2 separate regions of the Homo sapiens genome follow, and region 2 is linked to region 1. The links are chromatin loops, found by intact Hi-C in ENCODE. Cell type or tissue: A673. All regions are shown on one strand. Links, peaks and the distances in the headings refer to the core of each region. The heading gives the core; the rest is flanking DNA. Region 1 holds the start of LOC107986058 (a long non-coding RNA gene). Region 2 overlaps LINC01266 (long intergenic non-protein coding RNA 1266).

Region 1 (9,071 bases), core at 668-8,667:
TAGATTAAAATCAGCTCCTTCCCAGGTGTCCAGCTGCATGACCCTCAAACTAGAAACACCCGGGGAGGTTTTATTAGTTTGCTGCTGTTTTTCTAGATTGAGGGTCATGCAGCTGGAGACGTGGGGAGGAGCTGATGTTGTTCGAGTTTGAGGGTCATGGAGCTTGGAGACCCAGGCAGGAGCTGGTGTTTTTCTAGTTTGAGGGTTGTGCAGCTGGAGACCCAGGGAGAAGCTGATGTTGCTCTTATTTGAGAGCTGTGGAGCTGGAGACCTGGAGAGGAGCTGATGGTGTTCTAGTTTGATGGTTGCAGAGCTGGAGACCCAGGGAGGAGCTGTTGTTTTTCTAGTTTGAGTTTCGTGCAGCTGAAGACCATTGGAGGAGCTGATGTTCTAGTTTGAGGGTTGTGCAGCTGGAGATACAGGGAGAAGGTGGTCTTGCAGTTTAAATGTGAGGGTCTTGGAGCTGGAATCCATGGGAGGAGCCAATGCTGCCACTGATGTCTTAGGTTGTGGAGCTGAAGACCCGCAGAGGAGCCAGTGTTGGTGTTCCAGTGTGAGGTTCGTGGATCTGGAGACCCACGGAGGAGCAGGTGTTGGTGTTCTAGTGTGAGGGTCATGGATCTGGAGATCCATGGGGGAGTGGTGTTCTTCTAGTTTGTGGGTTGTGGTGCTGGAGACCCAGGGAGGAGCTGATTCTTTTGTTGTTTAAGTCTGAAGGTCGTCAAGCTGGAGATCCGGGGAAGAGCTGGTGCTGCGATTCAAGTCTGAGGGTCCTGGAGCTTGAGACCCCAGGAGGAGATGGTGCTGCCACTAATGTCTTAGATTGTAAAGCTGGAGATCTGTGGAGGAGCTGGTGTTTCTGTTCTAGTGTAAGGTTTGTGGATCTGGAGTCCCAGGGGTGAGCAGTGTTGTTTTAGTTTGAGGGTCATGGAGTTAGAGACCCGGGGAGGAGCTGATGTTGTAGTTTGAGGGTCGTGCAGCTGGAGACCCAGGGAGGAGCTGGTGTGTTTCTAGTTGGAGGGTTGTGGAGCTGGAGATTCACAGATGAACTGGTGCTGCTGCTGTTTAAGTCTGAGGGTCATGGAGATGGAGATCCAGGGAAGAGTTGGTGCTGCGGTTCAAGTCTGAGGGTCCTGGAGCTGGAGCCCCTGGGATGAGTTTGTACTGCCACTGATGTCTTAGGTTTTGGAGCTGGAGACCTGCAGAGAAGCCGGGCTGGTGTTCTAGTTTGAGGTTCATGGAGCTGGAATCCTGGTCAGGAGCCAGTGATGCTTTTTAAGTCTGAAGTTCGTGGAGCTAAACATGGAGCAGATGTTGGGGAAGTAGAGAGAGAGAGAGAGAGAGAGAGAGAGAGAGAGAGTTTACAGGACACCACTTGAAACTGTACATGTAGCTGAATCCCAAGCAAGTTAAGCCTGGGAGCTTCTCAGTCCTCGTGATCAATGCATTCTTCTTTCTCTTACACAGTTTGGATTTGTTTTTTGTCTCATGAGACAGAAAGACCCTGATTAATACCCTCAGGAATTGAACAGCTTAAAAAAACTAAATGATATTGGTATAATAATAATAGAAATTAAACTATGATTATCCTGACTGAGACAAAATCACACACCACACACAATATATATCTTTTCATTCAGTTAGTAAAATAAAATATAAATTGAAAAATCGACCCATGTAAAGCTATAAAAAGTTATTTAATGGAGAAGCGATGGATGACATAGACTAATCTGAGAGTTACTATTAATGGAGAAACTTACAACTTACCATTTTTCCTGTGAAGTTTCGGTGCTGTTACTGATATTCTGTGAGTTCGGGCAGCTGAGTCCATTCGCACAGCCTGGTGACACAGCAGGTGTCACAGAAGGACCCTGTCCCAGCTGGTCCTGTTCCACTGCTATGATGAGGGCAGCCTCTGATCTCTGACTGTCTTGAGGGGAGACAAGGCCCTTGATCACAAGCGTATCCATGGTGAGGTTCCGTGGATGGAACCTCATGGATGTTCCTGATGTTCCTTCCTGAGGTTCATTTGCCATCTTGCTATTTAATGCATTTTGTTTATGATTGTCTTCTAAATGTTGAATAGAAATAAAGCATTTGTACAATATGGGTAAGGTATAAAGAATACAGACACATTGGACACAGAGGACCTCCACCAAGTTTAGGGAATAGAATCTGAAGAGACATAACTTTGGATGCTCCCCGGAGGCCCTGCCTGAGCCCTAGCCCCTTCCCTTCTCCTACAGAGGGAATCAATTCCTCTTTTAGTCTTTATTATTCCCATATTTTTCTTCATAGTACATTTCTTCCACCACTTATGTGTACATCCCTAAAAAATATGCCATTTAGTTTTGGAACTTTCCATTGTCTTTTTGAGACAGGGTCTTGCTCTGTTGCCTTGGCTGTAGTTTTGAACTTTGATGTGAGAAATTCTCCTGTGTGGCTGCTCCTACACTGCATGGCTCTGAGCATCTGCTCGATGTCTATTTTTGTCCTCCATTCTCTTCCTGAGACCCACCCACATTGACATGATTCATTTTTATTGCTGCATGATCTCCGGTCATATGAGAGGAGCATGGGAAATGTCTTCATTTCCCTGTTGATGAGTGTTTGGCCAGGTTGGGGCCTTTAGGACTCTGTTTTGTTAGGAATGTTCTTGGGTATTTCTTTTGTACAAAAGTGCAAGTTTCTTCTGGTCAATAGCTTCCAATGTTTAAAATTTCATCCCAGGTAAGAAATGTAATTTTTCTCATAACCCACAACACACACCCTTTCATATAGAAGCATAACAAAAATATATTTCACAACCGTTCTTAGCAGTGCCTGGTGTTCCTGCTACTCTCCATTCTCCCTAACTCTTGCATGGATTGGGTTGTGGGATTTTTGCCAGTCTGGTGGGTGTCACGTGACATCTCCCCCTGTTAGGCTGAGACCCTCTTCGTGTTTTTATTAGCTATTCCTTCACATTTCCTCTTTTGTGGAGGGCTTTGCCCAGTTTCTGTTGTTTGAATTTTTGCCTTTTTCTTTTATTATTACTATTATTATGTTTTTGTGGCAGTCTCACTCTGTCACCCAGGCTGGAGTGCAGTGGCGTGATCTCAGCTCACTGCAACCTCCACCTTCTGGGTTCAAGTGATTCTCTTGCCTCAGCCTCCCGAGTAGCTGGGATTAACAGCATACACCACAATAACTAGTTAATTTTTGTATTTTTACTAGACACAGCATTTCACCATGATGGTCAGGCTGTTCTCAAACTCCTGATCTCAGAATATTTTCACTGGATATAATGTTCTAGAATGAAAGTTTTTTTTCCTTCAATTCTTTAAATATGTCATGCCACTCTCTCTTGGCCTATAATGTTTCCACTGAAAAGTCTGCTGCAAGATATACTGGATCTCCTTACATGTTATTGGTTTCTTTTCTCTTTCTTCCTTCAGAATTCTTTCTTCATCCTTGACTCTTGGGAGTTTGATTATTAAGTGCCTTTGAGGTAGTCTCCTTTGGGTTAAATCTACTTGGTGTTCTATAACCTTCTTGCAGTTGAACATTGATATCATTCTCTAGGTTTGGAAAGTTCTCTCTTACTATCCCTTTGAATAGATTTTCTATGCTGATCTCTCTCTCTACCTCCTGTAATGCTTAGATTTGTTCTTTTGAGGCTATTTTCTAGATCTAGTAAGTGTGCTTCATTGTTTTTATTTTACTTTATTTCTTGATTTATAGTTTTTAATTCTTTTTTATTTTGTCTTTTCTGACTGTGTATTTTCAAATAGCCTGTCTTTAACCTCACTAATTCTTTCTTCTGCTTGATCAGTTCTGCTGGTAAGAGATCTGATGCATTCTTCAGTATGTCAATTACATTTTTCAGGTCGAGAATTTCTGCTTGATTTTAAAAAATTATTTCAATCTCTTTGTTAAATATATTTGATAGGATTCTGAATTCCTTCTCTGTGTTGTCTTGAGTTTCATTGAGCTTCCTCAAAGCAGCTATTTTGAATTTTTTCTCTGAAAGATCACATATTTCTGTCACTCTGAGATTGGACACTCATGCCTTATTTAATTTTGTGAGGTCATGTTTTCCTGGATGCTCTTGATGCTTGTGGCTATTGGTCAATGTCTGGCCATTAAAGAATTAGTTATTTATTATAATCTCCACAGTCTGTGCTTGTGTGTACCCATCTTTCTTTGTTTGTTTCTTTCTTCTAATACAGAATCTCACTCTGCCACTCAGGCTGGAGTGCAATGGCATGATCATGGCTCACTGCAGGCCTCAGCCTCCTGGGCTCAAGCGATCCTCTCACCTCAGCCTCCCAAGTAGCTGGGACTACAGGCACATGCCACCATGCCCAGCTGATTTTTGTATTTTTTGTAGACACAGGATCTCAGTATGTTGCCCAGGCTGGTTTTGATCTCATGGATTCAAGTGATCCTCCCTCCTCAGCTTCCCAAATTGTTGGAATTATAGCCATGAGCCACCACATCTGGTCTCCTTCTCCTTCTTCTTCCTCATGGAATTTCACTCTTGTTGCCCAGGTTGGAGTGCAATGACACAATCTCGGCTCACTGCAACCTCCACCTCCCAGGTTCAGGTGATTCTCCTGCCTCAGCCTCCTAAGTAGCTGGGATTACAGGCATGTGCCACCACGCCTGGCCAATTTTGTATTTTTAGTAGAGACGGGGTTTCTCCATGTTGGTCAGGCTGGTCTTGAACTCCCCACCTCAGGTGATCTGCCCACCTTGGCCTCCTAAAGTGCTGGGATTGCAGGCATGAGCCACCATGCCCAGCCTCCCATCCTCCTTGAGAAGGCTTTCCCAGTATTCAAAGGGAATTGAGGGTTGTGATCTAAGTATTTGGTCACTGCAGCCATATCTGCTTTAGAGGCATCTCAAGCCCAGTAACACTATGACTCTTGCAAACTCACAGATGTACCACCTTGGTGGTCTGCAGTAAGATCTGGCAGAATTCCCTGGATTATGAGGCAGAGGCTCTTGTTCTTTTCCTTCACTCTCCCCCAAACAAATGGAGTCTCTCTCTCTCTCCATGCTGTGCTGTCTGCATTTAGGGGAGGGGCGACATAAGCACTCCTGTGGCCACCAGCACTGGGACTGTAGCAGGATGAACTGCAGACAAAACCCCTCAGATACCAGATTAAAGAAGGAAGAGGCCTTATTCGGACTGGACTATTGGCCGACTTGCATTTCAAGAATGGAGCTCCCCGAAGAAAGGGTTCCTGGCCCTTTTAAGGGCTTACAACTCTAAGGGGTTCCACGTGAAAGGGTCATGATAGATTGAGATCTATAGGTAGCACATGTGGTTAGAGTTGGGGGTTAATCTTTTAACCTCAGGCCTGGTCATCGGTGCACTGGCTGGTCTTGCCACTGATTTCATTCCTGTTGTTTTTCAGCTTTTACTTCCTCTTTCTCTTCAGAGACAGGAGACAGTAAGATAAATGGCCTCTCTCCTCATTCCCCCACTTTGAGAACCTCACTCACTAGTGGGAGTTCTCACTTTCATAGTCACCACCCAGGTCTTCCTGTGAGACAGATCAATAGGGATTCATGTAATACACTTGTGCTGAGGTCTTTTGATGAACTAAGGTGGTAGAAATATGGGTAACATACAGGGGAGTAACATGCAGGCTCCTAACACTATTATTATTAAAAGGTCTGAAACACTGGTTTGGGAAAGAGCCTGTGGACCTTCCTTTGCACTTAAATATTTACTTGGGGATCCAGTCCAGTTCCATTGATTCCTAGGGTTACATACTCTCCTGTTTTCCAATGGTGATCAGGTAGTTCTAATGAGTTACAGTGACCACTAGTGCAGGAACAGTTACTCTTTCCTTTTTGAAGGAGGACAGGGTCCTTCTTATCTTTTTTCCAGGTAGCCTAAATGACACAGGACCAGTAACTATGTTCATCACTATACAGTCCTAATTCATTGCAAACATACTTATTTTCTACTATATAGCCACTTTCCCAATCTAGACAGCCGCATCTTATTCTATTTCCATACGGGTCACTGTTGATTGCCACACAGGCATCAAATTTTAAGATAATTTGTTTGGGAACTCCTTTCTCTTCTGTTTTAGATATTACTTTACTCTTATCAGCTTTTCCCCAGTTGCCAGTCCTCAATCTTATTTGGAAAACTGTAGTCATAGGGGGCTCAGATGGGTTATAGCACACATCAGGCTGGTCACTTCCTGGCATGCATACCTTGTACTGGGTGGCATTATACAAACAAGTCCCTTTTAGAGTTCCAGTACCTTCATAATAATTATAAAACAGAAAGACTGTTTTAACTTTTCGCCCTACCTCAGTAACTTGATGTCACTGGGAACAGTCCTCAGTCTGAGGAAGATCAGTTGAAGTACTTACTGTACAAGTCTAAAATTTAAGGAAAATGAGACCCACAATGAGTTTCCTTATGCTTCAGCCAGGCATGGACCAGCCAGCTTCTGGGTGTAACAGGAGCAGGGCTTATTGTCTTCTTCAGCATCACTTTGCAGGGGTTGTCCTGGCTTGGTCTTACCTCCCAGGTCTCAGGTGCTGTAGGTTTTATATGGCTGTGGTGGATCCAGGCTGGGATTCCCTCTACCTTTGTGGCTGTGGTCAAGATGACGGTCTGGGGTCCTTTCCACAATGGCTGCAAGGGGGTTACGTTCCAATCCTTGATCCACACCCGATCACCTAAGGAGAAAGGGTGAACTGGGGAGAATAAGCTGATGGGGCACCTCTCATTTACCCAGGCTGAAATTGTTTGTGTAATTTTCCTTAAAGCCTGTAGCTGTCACTGTAACTCAATTTCACCTAGCTCTTGAGGAGTGCCTGGGAATCCCCGTAGTATGGGAGGGAGCCTATGATATAATAGTTCATAAGGGGAATATCCTGTTCTTTTAGAAGGGGTACATCTAATCTTAAACAATACCATAGGGAAAGCTTGTACCCACTTTAATCCTGTTTCTTGACACACTTTCCCTAAATTACTTTTGATAGTCTGATTCATCTGCTCCACTTTTCCAGAACTCTGTGGTCGGTAAGTGGTATGTAGTTTCCATGTGATCCCCAATACCTTTGCTGTCTTCTGTACCAAGTCAGCCACAAATGCCAGCCTGTTGTCCGAGTCTATTTGTAAGGGCAGTCCAAACCTAGGGATGAGATCTCGGAGAATCACACAGGTTACTTCAAGAGTTTTCTCAGTTCGTGTTGGACAGACCTCCACACCACCACCACCACCACCCCCAGAGTATGTACACACTAGAACTAGCAAATACTTGTTACCTCCACATTTGGGCATCTTGGTGAAGTCTACTTGGAGATCTTCAAAGGGGTCTGCTCCACAGGCTTGTATGCTGGGCGGGACATTTGCATTTTGCCTACCTTTCTGCTGCCAGCAGGTGACACACTGATACACCACTGTTTTGGCAAGGGCTGCCGGATGTGAGTTGTAGAACTACCAGCCTAACAACTTTTCAAGTGACTCTTGGCCTAGGTGGGTGGTCTCATGAACAGCCAGTACGACTGCAGCTCCTAGCAGTTGTGGCATGGCTATTCTTCTATCTGATAACTGGATCCATCCCTCTTCTATCACCTGCCCTCCCTCTGCCTGGAGAAAGTCCTTCTCTTCTTTAGAATAAGTAGGTACAAGGTCAGGTGCCTGAAGGAGCAGGGGGTGCTGTGACTGATGCCCGGTAGGGGGTGGATGCTGCTTTTCAAGCCTCTGAGTCAGCTCGGGAGTTCCCCAAGGCAATCAAGGTGAAAGATTGTTGGTGTCCTCTGCAGTACATGACTGCCACCTTTTGGGGCTTTCACACTGCCTCTAATAATTGCAGAATCTCTTGCTGATACTTTGTGTCTTTTCCCCCAGAGTTCAACAGGCCTTTTTCTTTATACAATGCCCCATGCACTTGCAGGGTTAAGAAGGCATACCAAGAGTCAGTATAAATATTTACAGTCTTATCTTCACTTAGCTCTATGGCCCAAATTAAAGCAATGAGTTTGGCCTTCTGGGCTGAAGTACCCTGGGCAATGATTTGGCTTCAATGACAGTGCCCAGCATTACCACTGCATATCCTGCACATCTCTCTCCCTGTGGGTTGACGAAGCTGCTCCCGTTCATATACAGCTCCCAGTCTACTGATTTCCAAGAATGGTCTTGGAGGTCGGGCCTGCTAGAATAAACTGAGTCCAACAACTCTACACAGTTAGGTTCAACTGGGCTCTCTGATACCAGGAGTAAGGTGGTGGGGTTCAAGGTGTTGCAAACGTCAATGGTTATGTGGGGATTTTCATAGAGTAAGCTTTGGTACCTAGTTAGTCTAGCATTTGTTAGCCAATGATGTCCTTTGGTATTCATTAAAGTCACCACAGCATGTGGGGCCTCAAGAACAGCCAGTACGACTGTGGCTCCTAGCAGTTGTGGCATGGCTATTTTTTTATCTGATAACTGGATCCGTCCATTGGCAGTTGCAGCCAAGGCCCTCAAACATGGGGGCCAACCTTTAGAAACCCCATCTAGTTGTTTAGAGATGTAGGCCACCAGCATTGGCCAGAGCCACATGATCTGGGTCAAAACTCCAACCACCGTCTTCTCTCTCTCTGACACATATAGTGTAAATGGCTTTGTCAGGTCAGGCAGCCCCAGGGCGGGGGCTGACATGAGTTTCTCTTTTAACTCATGAAAAGCTCATTGCTTTTGGGACCCCCATTTGAAAGGTTCCTTGTCGCTCCCCTTTGTGACTCTGTACAGGGGCTTGGCCAGTACTGCAAAGTTTGGGATCCATAACCTGCAGAACCCCATGGCTCCTAAGAATTCTCTCACCTGCCTTCTGGTCTCGGGCTCCGGTAGGTTGCAAATGACCTGCTTTCTTTCTGATCCCAGGCTGTGCTCCCCCTATCAGATAGTAAATCCCAGGTAACTTACCTGCTGTCTGCAGATCTGAGCTTTCTTCTTGGGCACCTTATACCCACAGTCCTCCAGGTGCTGGAGTAGGGTATCCGTTCCCTTGGCACACCCGACTGCCGTGGGGTGTCCCAACAGGAGGTCATCGATGTACTCGAGCAGCAAG
Region 2 (9,071 bases), core at 582-8,581, 220 kb after region 1:
AGGGCCTGCTTCCCACCTTCCTCTTCATTTTTAGTACTTCTAGTCCCCTTCAAGCTGGAGAACCAGCTAAGTGATGATGTTATGACCACGTCTAAGAGAGAAGCCAACAGACGTAGCAAGCAAATAGAGGTGAGAATCTCCCCAAGTAAAGTACATGATGCAAAGCTCCTCCATTAAGAAAACTCAAAATCAATGTTTGCTTGTCTATCCGAGGTCAAGTGAGTTCACAATTTTGGAAGTTGCTGAAGACATGATTCCCAGATAAGAGAATTAGAAATCTGTCGGTACAATTTCAGTGACCTCCAGCATTTCTAAAACTCCCAGTTTTCTTATCACCATCTTTTTGCAGCAACAAATTGTTTTTTCTTCAAAATATAGGGCCAAACCACCAGTTTATCTTAAGAATAAATTACACATCTTACTTAGGTCTCAAAAGAACCCTATTCTATATTTTGAGTGTCACAATGAGTTCAGCCATTAATCCAGTTAACATGATTCCTGTACTAAACTTTGATGCCATCCAAATTTGTCCACCTCCATTATTGTTCCCTCAGTCAGCATATTCATATCTCTGCCTCAAATAGCTATCACCACCTTGAACCCTTTATTCCCCTCTTACTCACCTATTCCTCCTCCACACAACATCTGGAGTGAGTGATCTTCACAAAGAACAAAGGTGTTTTGCTTAAATCCTTTAATGTGTCCTTCACACCTTGCAGGATAAAGCCTAAACTTTTCACAGCAAAAGAAGGCCCTTTATGATGAGCCCCTGCCTACCTTTCCAGCCTCCTCTCTCCCCAGTCTCTTTCCACTGTCTTAACTCAAACCTTAGAAAGCTACTCAGGATTCCTGGTGAGCTCATCACTCTCTTATCTCTGGGTCTTTGCAGACTGAAATGCTTGGAACTTCCCCCCTTGCCCAGTTAATGCTTATTCTGTCTTTGACTTATAAGTCACCTTTTCCTGGGATCATGTCTTACAAACACTTCAAAAAAATAGGTTGGAGGACTCTCTTATATACTCCTACAGCTACCTATACTTAACTGTAGCATAACATGTTTCACAGGTGGTAGTTTTTTCTGATTTCTTGTCTTCTTTATTAGATGCAATGTTCCTGGAGTTCATATGTCTTGTTGACTTTGATATTCCTTCTACCAAGCAAAGTGTTTTAGTAAATAGCAGATAGTTTGTATATGTGCATATGTGTGTAAAAAATTACACATACTATATATACACACACGTATAGAGCATATATAGTTTATATTTATATGAATATTATATAAATATTTTATATGTGTATATATGCATATATACTATATACATATATACTCATATGTGTATTTATGTATATATTATATACAGTTTATATATACATATATATATTATATATGTATAATTATATAGTTTATATGTGTATATATGATTATATATAACATATTAATTATATATAAATAATATACCTAAAAGAAGCGTTATAGTTTGAAGATGGGTTGTCTCCATCAAATCTCATGTTGAAATTTGATCCCAATGTTGGAGGTGGAGCCCAATGGGAGGTGTCTGGATCATGGATGAGTTCCTCATGAAGAGATTAATGCTGTTCCTATAGGGTGGGTGAGCTCTTACTCTGTTAGTTCCCATGAGAGCTGGTTGTTAAAAAGAGCCTGGCACCTCCCTCCCCTCTCTCTTGCTCCCTCTCTGGCCATGTAATCTCTGCACCTGCCAACTCCCCTTCACTTTCTGCCATGAGTGGAAGCAAACTGAGACCCTCACCAGAAGCTGAGCAGAATGCTAGTGCCATGCTTCTTGTTCAGCCTGCAGAATTGGAAGCCAAATTTTCTTTGTAAACTACCAAGCCTCAGGTATTTCCTTATAGTAACAATAAATGGGCTATGACAATAAGTGAATAAAATTATTAGAAAAAGGGTTTATTTTGCCTCTAATAATATTTCTGCATACATCACTTTACCCAATACCATAATAAAGATAATAAAACTTATGTGTTCAAAATGTGCATTAAAATAAATACTTTCCTTTATCTTCTACATCTACATATTCAACTCTCAGGTGAGAAGGACAGAGTTTATTTCATTTCTACTTTTGCAGCATCTTAAACAATTATAATGACTTTGGATGATGATGATGGTTGTGGCAGTGGGGGTGGTGATGAAGACAGCTGTGTGCTAACGATCAAACATTGAGTTTAGTATTTTCAGAGAATTGAATTGCACTTCCTTTGTTTTATAAGCCCTGGATGACTTAGAGGAGTTCATCATATCTGCAGACCAACCCCTGTGCAGTTATGGGTTCCTTTATTTTATATGCCTGTGCTCAGAAAGACAAAACATCCCCAATGTGACTTCAGCTCAAGCCTTTTTGTTTTTTTCTTGAAAAATTCACTGTTTTTCTTAGAGGTACACAAAGAGCCCTTTCCTCCAAGAACACATCCTGATTAGGATGTTTTCAAATTATAGGAACAAACTACATTCTGATTTCTAACACCTCCTGAACATTTTACAATTTACATTAATTAGAGAAACTAGGTGGTGTTCTAACAGGTACATTAATCTGACTCTTCCTTGGAGTGAATCAAGTAATTAAGATTAAGGTTATTGTCAAAATAGGGAAGGAAGTCTTCCCTATGCCGAATTACATCTCTGTTTGTGATTAACCTTCTTCCCAACAGGTTTTTATAAAACAAAGAAAATGGGTCTCTGAATAAGAGTGTTTTTCCATCCTCTACTGATTTGGAGCCTCTGTTGGGACAAGTATTATACAGTGTTATCTGCTGTTCAGAGTTGGAAAGAAAAAAAGTGACAATCCTATTAACAAGAAAGGGTAACTCAAAGCTTCTTCTATTGGGAAGTTCATATTAAGCAATTCCAGGCATGCAATCATTTTTAAATTAATTCACAAAGGCGGCCCAAGTGTATTATACTTGCTATTATAGTCTTTCTGTGTCTATTACTGAATATACTTGACCACCACCTTTTGCTTCTTTCTTTTACCAGAAAGGAAATTCAATGCAACTTTAATGTCAACTAAAACTTTAAAATTTCCCCTAAATTTTAAACACCAGTTGTTGAAAACTAGAACAATCATCTACACTTTAACCAGTGCCATATCAGAGGCAGATGGACACATTGGTTAAGATTTCAGGCTTTGGAGTAGATCATTGGATTACACTACAAGCTCTGTTATTAACCAATTGTGTGATGTTGATTAATCTCTTAGGGTGTTTATTTCCTCTTCTAGGAAAAGAATGACAATAATAAATACTACTTACTTGATAGGCCGCTTGCAAGAAATGAGATGGTGAACATGAAATAATGTTGTATGTTTTGAGATTTAAAAAAATGCGTTAATGAACACAGTTGTCTCACAAAACGTAATTTTATCATTGTTGTTTGATAACATTTGTCTCCTTTATGTGTGTGTAGAGAGTGGTCTCGCTCACTAAATAGATAGACCCAATCCTATGATTAGAAACACTATATTATTTCTGAAATCTTTAAAGAAGTTTCATGCCACCCTTCTGGAAATGCGTATCTAGTGTTACACTTTCTCACATCAATAAATCCTGGATTGACTGAGTGACATGTGAAGAAAGGAAGTCCTTAAGCGCCACCTGGTGGTACATTCTTGATTTGGCTTCTATCTCGGCTACCAACGCTTTCACAAATCCCACAGGATCATGTGGAATGAAGTCTTGGCCTATTAAGTTAATTAAGCACTACTCGGCACCATGGTGTGTATGACCCAATCTAAGAATTTTCATGATCCAAAAATGAGACTAAATTTGGAGTAACGTCTCTCCTTTAACTGTGAATTGAGTCACGGCCAAACTCATTAGAATGATTTTAGATTATGTGATTTCTGGGTTAGGTACTCCAAAATTAACTTACAAATTGGATGTTCACAAAATCTAAAACACTTATCCACCGATAATTAAAATTTAAATAAAATTTTTGCATTAATGCCAGCCAACACTCTCTCCGCCAAACTATGGATTGGACTTTCTCACCAGCATTTGTCCTAAACCGAAGCACAGCACGTTATGAGGCCATTAACATTGTTATTTTCCCCACTTACTTTTTTTTCCCATGGCTTTCAAGATTCTGCATATGCAATAGTTCTTTCCTAGTACTGCAAGCCAGCTGTGACATAGTGACAAGATGCAGCCAAGTGGATCGATAATAATAATAATCCAGCTACCATGTCGGCAGGAGCCATAAGTTTCACTGACTTTAGTGGGTAATTTGTGTACTTTGGGCAATGTGGCCACATATGTTTGGGACTAGCAGGGAAAAGATGTCAGTATGTCAATTAATGCAGGTGGTGGCAGCCAATTAGTGGAATTAGAATAACCTAGTTCAGAGATTCGTATTTCCAAACTCTCAAATGTTTTACTAGCACTGCCTTTGGATGTGCTATCCTTTGAGTAGGAAGTTCTCACCATAAATAGATAGCTCTCCTGTGGCCCAATTAAGTCACCTCCTTAACCTTTATTTTTTTAAATAAGTGGGTTGATTTTAATTATAGCCTTTTAGCACCTACATAGGAACCTGGTTTGTTATCTTACTTAGAAAATTTATGAGTGTGTAAGAATGTGGTTTCACTAAGGTAAGTCTCATTTGGAAACTGTCCAGAGAAACTGATTATGTCAACTAGCATTATGGCTCATAATCTCTCCCATCCATTCCTTCTCTCCATTCCCAAGGCTACTACCTTGGTTTAGACTCTCATTATTTCTTCGAGCTAGCTCAAGCATCCCTTAGCTAGTCTCGCAAATATCTATCTACTAACATCTCTCACGTTGTGTGGCCAGGACAAACTTCTTGAAACAAACTTCATGTGCTGTCATTTCCCCACTCAAAATTTTTATATACACACACATAAATGTATATGTACATATATATGCATATATTTGTGTACACATTTCTTCATTATTTGAAATATTTCATTTCAAATATTTTTATTAGAATAAGTTGACCTTTTCTCATCAATATTTTTCTACTATTGATAGGGTACAAATATGAAAACACATACATATACATAAATGCATAATATTTAAAAAAATTAAATCCTTGTTCTGATATTCAAGGTCTACTATTGCTTGGTCCTTTCTATCTTTCCAGCTTTGCTGTTACCACAGTATTCCCTTCATACTCTCAAATTCTCTTAATCATTGTTTCTAGACTGTAACATATTAAGAGAAAACATTTAGGCTTTGAAACAAGCAGACCTGGATTTAAACATTTCACCAACTATTACAATGAACTATTTTAAGAAAACCATTCACTGTCTCTGAACTTTTGTCTCCTCATCACTAAATAAGAATAACAATACATTTTTCATAGGGTGGTTTTGAAGACTGAATGAAATAGTGTATTTAGAATAGGCTCATAGTATTCATGTCAGTTATTTCTCTCACCCCCTTTATACCTAGTAGTATTTTAACTACACAACTTTAAGGACATGTAACATTTTCTATACAGTAGTAAAGTTTGCATAAAGTAAATATTTCACAACTTCCAGGTCAGAAATGGTGAAAAAATTGGCACACTTATCGCCACCTGCCTTTCCATGCTCACAGTAGGAATCCTTCCTCAAAGCTTAATAAACATCAAACCGCACCCCCCGCCCCAACCCTTTTTTCTTTTTTCGAGACAGGGTCTCACTCTGATTGCTCAGACTAAAGTGCAGTGGCGCTATTTTGGCTCACTGCATCCTGGCCCTCCCTAGGCTCAGATGATTCTCCCACCTCAGCCTCCTGAGTAGCTGGGAGCACAGGTGCACACCACCACGCCTGGCTAATTTTTGTATTTTTAGTAGATACAGGTTTTTGTAATGTTGCCCAGGCTGGTTTTGAACTCCTGGACTCAAGCAATCATCTGCCTCGGCCTCCCAAAGTACTGGCATTACAGGCTTGAGCCACTGTGCGAGCCAAACAATTTTAGTAAGCTCAGGATTCTTTAACTCTTTTCTTTTTTAAAAACAAAATGGGGGAACGTAGACACAAACTAGATATCACTAGATGATACCAGAATCAGAGCTAAACCAGTGCATGTCCATCCTTGCAGTTAAAGGCACCCTCAAAGACACCTACCACACTTTACTGATGCTTTGAGGCACATATGTTCCTAGATGCTCCAAGCACTACAATGAAGGATTTAAACAGCAGTAAAGTACATAAATCAGTAAAATTGAAATAGAGATGTGTGTTGATAAGGGAAGGGAGACAACTGAGAAAAAAATCACCTCAGCTTGATAAGTTATTTACCAGATCAGAAAATGTCCCTCTACACATAAAGATGTCCTTACCTTCAAATCTTACATTGATCCTTGAGACTGTGATCTATTTTGTGACCACTGAAAGCACCAGCATTATTAGAAGCAGTCAGAGGGTTTGAGTCTGGATGATGCCAAAAGATTATCCATATGGTCTCAGGAAAACATTCAGAACATAGGCCTAGTCTCCAAACTGGTAACCTAAAAGTGCACACATTATTTATAATGCTGCCACCCTCTGACAACAAACCCACTGTATTAATGGGGGAAATGGAGGCTCTTTAATAGACGCAACAGAGAAAATCCAACTAATGAAATGCTAATAACCTCTTTTGTGACTGGCCTGGGCCTTGGCAAAGGAAGTGGTTTTCGAATATGAGCTCACATTTAATCACTTTGTACTTATTAAAAAATGCAGGATTCCAAGATAATATCCCCAGGAAACCATAGATGTTTTTATATTTATATAAATGTGTATGTGCATATGTACATACACACACACACACACATATATATATTTGTGTTTGTTATGTATTTATACACACATACATCCATACCTGCCATGAGTTGAAGGTGTTCCCCAAAAAGCATGTTGGAAATTTAATAACCAATGCAACAACATTGGGAAGTGGGGCCTAACGAGAGGTGTTTTGGTCAGAAGAGCTCCATACTTATAAATGGAATAATACTGTTTATGAAAGACTTCAGCCTGCATGTCCTATCACTTGCTTTCTCATGCATGTGCATTTTTGTCCTTCCACCATGGGAAGCAGCAAGAAGACTGTCACCACATGCAGGATCTTTGACATTGGACTTCCCAGCCTCCAGAACCTTAAGATCTGTTCTTTATAAATTACTCCATCTCAGGTATTCTGCTATGCAACCCCAAACAGATTAAGATAAATAAATGGTACTGGGAAGTGGGACTGTTGCTATAACAAATACCAGAAGATGTGAGAAGGGCTTTGAAACAGGGTAAAGAGTAGAGACTGGAAGAATTTGGAAGAGCAGGCTATAAAAGCCTAGCTTACTATACAGGGAGCATTAAGGGTGCATCTTCTGAGGGCTCAGAAGAAAAGAAGAGTTGTAAAAAGAACCTAAATCTTCTTACAGATTATTTAAGTGGTCATCATCAGAATACTGGGAGAAATACAGAAAGTAAAGATCATTTTGATGACATCTCAGGTGGAAATAACAAAGTATTGGAAACTGAAGTAGAGGCCATCCTTGTTATTCAGTCACCAAGAAGTTGGCAGAATCCTGTCCATGTCCTAGGACTTCATGAAGGTAGAATTTAAGAGCTATGAGCTAGCAGGTCTGGCAGAAGTAATATTTAAGCATCAAAGTACTCAAGATGCTGCATGGCTTCTATTAGCTGCTTACAGTAAAATAAGAGAAGGAGACAATAATGTAATGATGGAATTTATCATTAAAAGGGAAACAGAATAGAAAGATTTAGAAAAATCTCAGCCTGGCCATGTAAAGAATTAAAAAGTGTGTTCAGCAGAGAATATTAAGTGTGTGGCCAAGTGACTCTTTGCTAATGAGATTAATATGGGTAGAAGCAAGCCAGGTTCTATTGATTAAGACAATAGAAGAACGACCTTAAAGGCATTTCACAGACCTTCAAGGCAAGATAGGACTTGCCTTGTTTTCAGAGCAAAGTTTTCAGAGAGGTGGCTACAGGACCTCAGGATTCACTGCCCTTTGCTTTAGGACTCTGCTCTCTGAATGCAGTGCCTCTTGGCCATCCTAGTCTTGGCTCAAGTGGACCCAAGTGAGGCTTGAGCCACCAAAGGTACAAGCTGTAAATCCTGGCAGCATCCTCATGGTACTAATTCTGCAGGTGCACAGCGGGCAGGAGCTCTGGGACCATGGCAACGTCTACTTAGATTTCAAAGCATGTTACAGACAGACTGGAGACCATGGCAAAGACTTGCCGCAGAGGCAAACCCACTGCAGAAAGTCCCCACTAGGGCAATGCCTAGTGGAGTCATGAGAGTGGAGTAGCCTCCAAGACCTCAGAACTGCTGAACCATCAATATGCTGCTCCAGCCTGGGAAAGCCACGGGTATAAGACTCCAACCCATGAGAGCTGCTAGGTGGAGTAAGCCTGCTAAAGTCATAGGGATGGGCTGCCTGATGCTTTGGAGGTCCAATCCTTGTCCCAGTGTGCTGAGAAGGCAAGACACGGAGTTAAAAAAGTTATTCTCCAGCTTTAAGATTTACTGTTTTCCCCCTATTGGGTTTTGGACTTACTTGGGACTAGTTACCCCTCTTTTCTTGCCTATTTGTCCATTTTGGAATGAGAATGTCTACTCTATGCCAGTTCCATCACTGTAATTTGGAAGTAGATAACTTGCTTTCGTTTCACAGGCTGATAGTTGGAGGGCATTTGCCTCAAAATGAATCATGCCTTGACTCTCACCACCATTCTCTTTAGAGGAGACTCTCGACTTTGGCCTTATGAGTTGGTGCTGGAACAAACTAAAACTTTGGGGGTATTGAAATGAAAGTAATGCATTTTGCTTGTGAGAATGACATGAATTTCGGGGACCAGGGTTGGAATGCTATGGTTTGAATGTGGTCCCTAAAAGCATATATTGGAAACTTAATCTCTAATGCAACAGTGTGGGGTAGTGGGGCCTAATGGGAGGTGATTGTGAAGGGGGCTCCATCTTTATGAATGGATTAATAATGCCAATTATAAAAGAGTTGGGGGCTGTGAGTTCAGTCTCTTGATCTTTTGAGCATGTACTCCTTTGCTTTCCTACTATGGGGTGA

The links. Hi-C counts contacts between places; a loop is a spot of excess contacts. Peaks named below come from ENCODE experiments on the same cell type or tissue, not always from the same donor. Only the 100,000 strongest peaks of a DNase experiment are listed, where the experiment ranks them.
Region 2: it touches region 1 in a loop (2.3-fold over the local background); 9 of 110 quality-filtered maps call a loop at or near these places.

What each region holds. Positions count from the first base shown.
Region 1 is chr3:849,970-859,040 of GRCh38, reverse strand. It overlaps LOC107986058 (a long non-coding RNA gene), which reads right to left and starts at 3,899. Exons shown (of 3, transcript XR_001740584.1): 1 at 1,768-3,899; 2 at 1-1,296. RefSeq lists a silencer at 7,681-7,730. In A673, for the core only: no CTCF peak of the experiment used is centred there; no DNase peak of the experiment used is centred there.
Region 2 is chr3:627,329-636,399 of GRCh38, reverse strand. All of the region lies in intron 1 of LINC01266 (long intergenic non-protein coding RNA 1266), which reads right to left. Among named protein-coding and RNA genes, the nearest start is that of LINC01266, 40 kb to the right of the region's middle. In A673, for the core only: a CTCF peak has its summit at 3,637 (motif pointing left); a DNase peak (open chromatin) is centred at 3,619.